Linked DNA regions of Homo sapiens: region 1 is linked to region 2. The links are chromatin contacts, found by Hi-C or POLR2A ChIA-PET in ENCODE. All regions are on one chromosome and are shown on one strand. The core of a region is the stretch at or near the end of the contact, and the rest is flanking DNA. Distances in the headings are between cores, read along the strand shown.

What was found. Hi-C counts contacts between places; a loop is a spot of excess contacts on that map. ChIA-PET counts read pairs that join two places held with the same protein, here RNA polymerase II (POLR2A).
Region 1: a loop to region 2 is called in a map of Caco-2, with 7 times the contacts of the local background. The contact joins the enhancer-like site here to the promoter of UGT2B10 in region 2. A Hi-C loop is called at or near these places in 2 of 168 maps with a recorded cell type or tissue (Caco-2 and HepG2) and 1 of 37 single-sample maps with no recorded cell type. POLR2A ChIA-PET finds 5 or more read pairs at or near these places in 3 of 52 experiments (Caco-2 and HepG2).

The regions. Positions count from the first base shown.
Region 1 is chr4:68,869,614-68,873,156 of GRCh38, reverse strand. It overlaps the pseudogene LOC101930041. Among named protein-coding and RNA genes, the nearest start is that of UGT2B10, 55 kb to the right of the region's middle. Within about 2 kb of position 1,857, at least 2 of the 41 ENCODE cell types and tissues checked have a DNase peak (open chromatin) inside an H3K27ac peak, as active enhancers do.
Region 2 is chr4:68,813,880-68,817,548 of GRCh38, reverse strand. It overlaps UGT2B10 (UDP glucuronosyltransferase family 2 member B10), which reads right to left and starts at 1,555. Exons shown (of 6, transcript NM_001075.6): 1 at 812-1,555. The coding sequence starts at 1,529. It also overlaps the pseudogene LOC100422189.

The DNA of each region.
Region 1 (3,543 bases), core at 608-3,107, 55 kb before region 2:
AGTCATGATTCAACCTGCACTCAAAAACAAAAGTGACTTTTCTTTTGAAACAATGTCTCTCTCTCTAGTTGCTTTTCATACTAAAAAAAAGTTCAATTTGTGTGCAAAATAAGTTTCAGGATTATTATACTTGGCCTTATTATTCACATAAAGTTCAGCAAGAATTGTTTGGCCACATAGGCTCTTTTCAAGTTAGCTTTACTGGAACTTTACGTAAAAACGTTATTCTAGTCAAAGCCTTGGTAAAATAACTGGTGTCTCCAATTGTCCTATTTTAAAAATATATATTTTTTACTAAACTTATACCAATAACAATATTACCACACAATCAAAAGACTCATGAACAGTTTGCAAATTTTGGAGAACTCAGAGAGGTAAATTTGCTTACAAAAGCAAATTTTACCCAATTGCTCTAAACTATAAAAAACTCAAAAGAAAAATATTTCTTTGACTCCTCTTTAACTGGAGCAGCAGCTTTCCAAACAAGAAGGCATGTATTCACCTTTGAACTGCCATTCACAAGATAAGCAGCTCTTGTAATATGAGAGCTTTTTATTAAGCACTGTAGAATATAACAGCTCCTCGCATAGTCAGAGTCCATCCTAAGGAGAAAAAGAGGCTCCCTGTTCATAAATATGTCTTTCTTGCATCCCAGGTAGCAAGATTCTGTATAAACCATTTTTATTTTATCATGGAACTCTTTCAGTCACCATTATTTCTGCTAGCATAGAAGTAGTTTCAGTTAACATCCCATAGCAAAGCTGTAAATACTTCTCAAGTGGAAATTCTCTAGTCCAAAGTCCCAGTAATTGTCATTTGAAAGTGCTCACAGGCTTTTGCCATAAGCCCAAATAAACTTTCCACAAAGGGCTATGAAGTGAAGGATTTGTCTCAACCAGCACTTTAGCTAGTACTCACTTAGCTGTCCAAATAGCATTTTTCAAAGAGCAGGTTTACATGCCTTCAACTTTATACAACTACATCAGGAAAATCTCCCCCATTCAGATAGAATACCCATTTTCATAAAACATTTAGGTAAAGGAATCACAACCACCTTACATATAACCTGTTTAAACATCTCAAATTTCATAATCCTCTCAACATTTACAATTTTATGCTCTGATCCCAGGAGCTTTTCTTCTTTATCTTCAAACCAATTTACCTTTCTGGTAAAAAATTAACCCTCCCAGAAGAGGGTTGATCCAAGAGACTCAAGCCCTTTTATCAATTTTTTATCTAAACTTGCCTCAACATTGCGCAGGCAATGTCAGCTTTCCCATTAGATTACAAACTTTGCTTTAAAAAAAATCCAATCTAAGGCAAATACAAAAAAACTGGTGTAGGTCCCTATAATGTTTGAAGATCAGCAGGGGCTCCCTTTTGTTCACCCCACTTTTATAGCATTGTAAAAGCCTTTGTTTTTACCCTATCAATTTTTATTTTATTTTATTTCTTAATAATCATCTAAAGATTTCCACCATGATAGATGAGTCCTTTGACTCCCTTTTACCTTGCCCAATTTTTTAATTACCCTAATGTTTTAATAACATCGGTAAGATCCATGGGGGACAGCAAATTTGGGAAGGCTTCTCAAACAGCTCTTTGATTCTGCAGGAGTAATGTCACCTGGGATGCCCAGGTAGAAGGGTCCCCCTAAACCATAGCATTTACTATGACCAGGGTAATAGGTATATTTAATTGAATAATATTCTGGTCATCATAAAGCCAGTTCCATATGGTTTGCATATGAAGCATATCAGGTGCTTCATCTGGGGAACTCCACCTGGAATTTTACAGGGTGAGTTGGGCAGTCCATTTCTCAGGGTAATCAAACCTTATGGTGGCAATTATTCAGTCCACTGGGCTGCTTGTGAAGCTGGGTCACATATACTCCTCAGTGATTGCTTAATCGTGAGCTGTGGGACCTGCATAAACCCCTGCTTTTTCATTCTGTAGCATTTAAAATAAAAAATATTGCCCTTAAAGTAGCTATTTTTCCAGTCCATTATAGTAAACGTTTCTCAGGAAACTGATTATATTATTCTACAAAGGAGCAATTTCTTTACATTATACCCTCTGGGTTTAATAGTTAACTTCTTTTTCTATTTAAGTGCATTGGCTATCTTCTTGGTAACTACAGGTCTCAAAGGTAACTTTGTTGCCCTGGCTTAAGATGTGTGTGTGTGTGTGTGTGTGTGTGTGTGTGTGTGTGTGTGTGCCTGTGTGTGTGTCTAGCTTTGAAGCTAGTGGCCTGAGCTGAGAGTCCACATGTAAATTTGGTCAAGCCTTAAGGCAAAACTCCGCACTCTTTTACTTTCATTTTAGCGATTACAGATAGCAATAACCAAGGGAATTAACATTTTGTAGTTTTCTTATTAGTTTCCATTTTGTTATGCATTCACTGAACTAACTCCCTGGGAGTATGTCTATCATCCATCTCTAAATTCCACTGGTAACTTTTACCTTTGGTAACTGAATGCAGCCCAGCTGCAGCTTTTGAAGATGGGAGACCATGTAGCCACCTGAGAGTCAAAAGTTTCTTATTTCCTGAGTTTTCACTTTTCTCTTTATCCATCTGGTCATATATATATATGATATATATATCATATATACATCATATATATCATATACATCATATATATCATATATATCATATATATCATATATATCATATATATCATATATCATATATATCATATATATCATATATATCATATATCATATATATCATATATATCATATATATACACACACATACACATATATACACACACATACACATATATATATACACACACATATATATGTGTATATATACATATATATATATATATATGTATATATATAAATTTTAAGTTGACTCAGCCTCGAGAACACTTGGTCACAGGGTGGGGAACATCACACACTGGGGCCTGTCGTGGGGTAGGGGGAGGGGGAAGGGATAGTATTGGGAGAAATACCTAATGTAAATGATGGGTTGATGGGTGCAGTGGGCCAGCATGGCACATGTATACTTACGTAATGAGCCTGCACATTGTGCACATGTACCCTAGAACTTAAAGTATAATAAAACATAAAGAAAAAAAATTACATTTTCAATAGCAAAAATCACATCCTTCTGTTTTTATAAACCTCACCCAAAAAAACTTTTTATTCTACAACTATTTTAACTCTTTGTAACCTAAATTCTCAGTGACCATACTGAGGATTACTTAATTTAACATAACATGACTCAGATTTTAAACTATTGGAGAGAAATTTGAGATTAAATTTTCCAAATTAATGTTACCAAATATTGCTATAGTCATGTGAACTCAAAGGTATCCAAGCTAGCTTTTATTAGTGTGATAAGCAATTAACTTTTCTTTAAGTCAGTTGGTTAGAGCTCTTTCATATATTTTGATATTGAAATATCACTTCCACATGACACAAGTAATATATAGACATAACAGACATACAAAGGCAAATGTTGGGAACAGGCCCCAAAATCTGGCCATAAACTAGTCCTAAAACTGGCCAGAAACAGTCTCTGCAGCACTGTGA
Region 2 (3,669 bases), core at 306-2,805:
AGTATGGCTGAAATCATTGTACCAACTACTCATTTGGATCCAAGCTAAGATCTTAATAATATTAAGTAAAAATATTTGTAAATTATAGCTAGAAATTTTTGAGAAATTATTGAAATAGAGATCTGTACTCGACCATAATCAGTCTCGTATTTTTAAATAAAGAGACATAGTTTCAAATAAACTATATAGATATAACAACCTTCACACTTCAACAAGATGATTGGACTTTAAATAAAAGATTTCCAATTATTTAGTGAAGGAGTATAGAAACATTTGAAACTTCAAATTACCCTTATTGATTTTTGCATCTGAGATATAGACATTATCTCTCTCTACTGTGAAGACAACCTCCTGGTAACATGGGAACATCTTTTAATTTCTAAATAAGACAACTGAGATTTAGAAGGAAAAATTTCTGCAGTTATATAGATAGTTGTAGAAAAATGTGTAATTACTCATTCTAAATCTATGCATTCGGTTAGATGTTACTTGACGGATCTTGCTGTTTTTAAGATCTGAAACATTCTATAGTAAAACAGATATATAATTGCTTAAAGTCTTAGGTGTACTAATATATAGGTTTATGATTTCCTGGGGTGTTCTGTATGAGTGATGGTCACAGCGTTTTCACTGACCCTATAATTTAAGCTTTTCTATAATATTTGTGAGATTGGTAGATCATCTTGTATTTTCATTTCATAAATTCATTTACCAAAAACTCCACTTCCCTGACTTTATGGCTTTATGCAAGTTGTGCTTCAAAGACACAAATAAGTTAGAGCTTCATGTTACTAATTGAAAAAAATCTTACCTAAAACTTCACTGTAAAACTGATCCCACTTCTTCATATTAAATATTTGGAACCAAAAGTCAAAATAAAGCACATAGAGCATATTTTTTACCCTCTCCATGAAAGTCATTTGATCACTTAATTTTGACATAACAACAGGTACGTAGGAAGGAGGGAAAATAAATCCTCCACTGTGCCTTTCAAATGAGTAGCCAGGACTGAAGCTGTGACTGTACACAAAGGGTATGTTAAATAGCTCAGCCAGCAGCTCACCACAGGGTAAATAAGCATCTGCAAAAACGATGTCAAATCTTGACTCTTGTAGTTTTTTCATAAGTTTCTTATTTGAAACTACATCTTTACAGAAGTTTCTAATTATGTCATTAATTGCCCACAGGATTTCTTGTTCTTGTGAAAAAGGTAACCAAAATGTATCTTTTTGAATTTCTGACAATCTCTTAACCAATTGCATGATGATATTCTCAAATTCAGTTTTAGTTAAAGATGTAGGATAAACTTCAAGTTTAAGAGTGGATGAGTCGTTGGGATCAAAAAGAATGGAAGCTGAAGATGCCAGTACAGTCACCTCATGACCTCTCTGAACAAGTTCTTTCAGGATTGTCTTCATATTCATCCAAAGGCTGTATTCTGCGGCCCATACCAGCACCTTTCCACAACTCCCAGAGCTAAAGTAAAAACTGAGTTGTATCAGCAGAACTGTAGTCCATTTCAGAGCCATCCTTGTGCAATGTGATAATTCTTTTCCAGTCACTGTTTCTTTCTCATACTTATATACAGAGATAAATCAATCAAGTTAAAACATAACTCCTTCAATTCAAAGTAAATACATTATATGAGCATCCTGAGTACATGGATGGCAAGGAGACAAAGTTCGATTACTTCATATTTACTCAAGGATGTTTGATGTTTCTTTTATGTTTATATTTGGTGTCATCCACCTAAGTTTAATGACCTTGCAAATATCGTGTTTTATATAATGTATTTTATAATAGTGTCAAGAACAGTGGCAAGTGAGAGAGTCCTGCAGGCCCCTTGACACAGAATGAGAGATGAAGTAATTATACAATGCAAATAGAATTTTTGAATATCTTGGTTCAAGGAATATTTTGTAAAACTTTGTTGAAGTATAATTCACATACCATATGATTCATGAATGATTATTTAAAATTAAATATTTCCTAGTAAATTCACAGACTTGTGCATCCAACATAGCAATCAGTTTTATCTAAAAAAAAAAAAAATCCTGTATATTAACTGTCATCTCCCCACCTGAATTTCTGCACCCACACTGTACTGGGCAACCAGTAATCTAATTTCTGCCTCTACAAATATGCCTATTCAGGATCTTTTTAAAAATAAATGAAACTATATAATATGTGGTCTTTTGTGGCTGGCTACTTTTATTTAGTTTAATGTTTTTAAAGGACCATCCATAGAATAGTGTATATAAGGATTTCATTTTTATTGCTTTTTATCAGATGCTACTTATAAGCAGAAATTATTTATTCATTTTTCAGTGGATGGACATTGATTTTCTTCCACTTTTGGCCATTATAAATAGCGTTCACATTTTTATTGCCAAATAGTATCAGATGCTACTTATAAACACAATTTATTTATTCATTCATTTATCAGTGTACGGACATTGTTTTTCTTCCACTTTTGGCCATTATGAATAGCGTTGATTAACATTGATGTACATGCTTTCTGTAGACATGTTTTTATTTTTCTTGGGTATATGCCTAGAAAGGCAATTATTGAATTATGTGGTAAATATATGTGTAAACTTTTGAGGAATTGCTAGACTTTTTCACAGTGGGTGAATAATTTTCTATTCTCACCAACAATGTATGAGAGTTTCAGTGTCTCCACCAACTTGCCAAACCTCATCTTTCAAATAACAAAAAAGGTTATTTTCTATTTTAATTCATTAACACACTCTAACAGACACAAAGAAAGGAAAGTTTCCTTCCACATATTGGAGGGAAAAGGGAATAAATTAACCACTAACTTACCTAATACTTCACTGTAAAACTGATCACACTTCTTTTTGTTAAAATTATCAAATGCAAAGTTAAAATGAAGAAAATGCAAAAGATTTTTCATCTTTCTGTAAATGTATTTTGGTACTAAGTTCTGACATGACAACAGCTACATCAGAAGGAGGTAATGAAAGTCCTCCACAGAGTTCTTGGTACATACTGCCAGTTGTAAATGGATGATAGTAGACCAAATGTATAACAAATGTTTAACAGATTAAGCTGTTCAGATAGCAGCTCACTAATGAGAAATGACATCTGCAAGAATGACATAAATTCTGGAATCTTGTTGTTCCTTATAAGTTTCTTGTTCAAAACAGCATACTCACAGAGCTTTTGAACAGTATCAGAACATTCATAATATGTGTTTTTTGTATCTTTGAATCATATGCCAAAATGTACTCTTTGGAAACTTGTATGTCCATATCTTGATCAATTTCATAAAAATGAAATCAAGTTCATTCTCAGTAAAAGATGTGGGATAAACCTCAAATTTAACAGCAAATTGTTGGAATCAATGAGGATGGAAGCTGAAGGTGACAAGCACAGTTACCTCTTGGTGTTTCTGAGCAAGTTCATCAAGTATCATTATTAAATTGATATAAAGACTGTATTTCACTGGCCACACCAGCACATTCTCACAGGACTCAGAGCTAGAATACAACTGTCAGCATAAGAAACAAAAAAGCCCATTTCTTAGACAACTTGTTAAAATGCTATCTTTCTTTCTAACTTTCTCTAACTTGGTACATATCAATGTCAATCAATGTCACAATGATTTAAGTGTTGACAATAGAGTTTTTGGAAAGCAAGAGAATA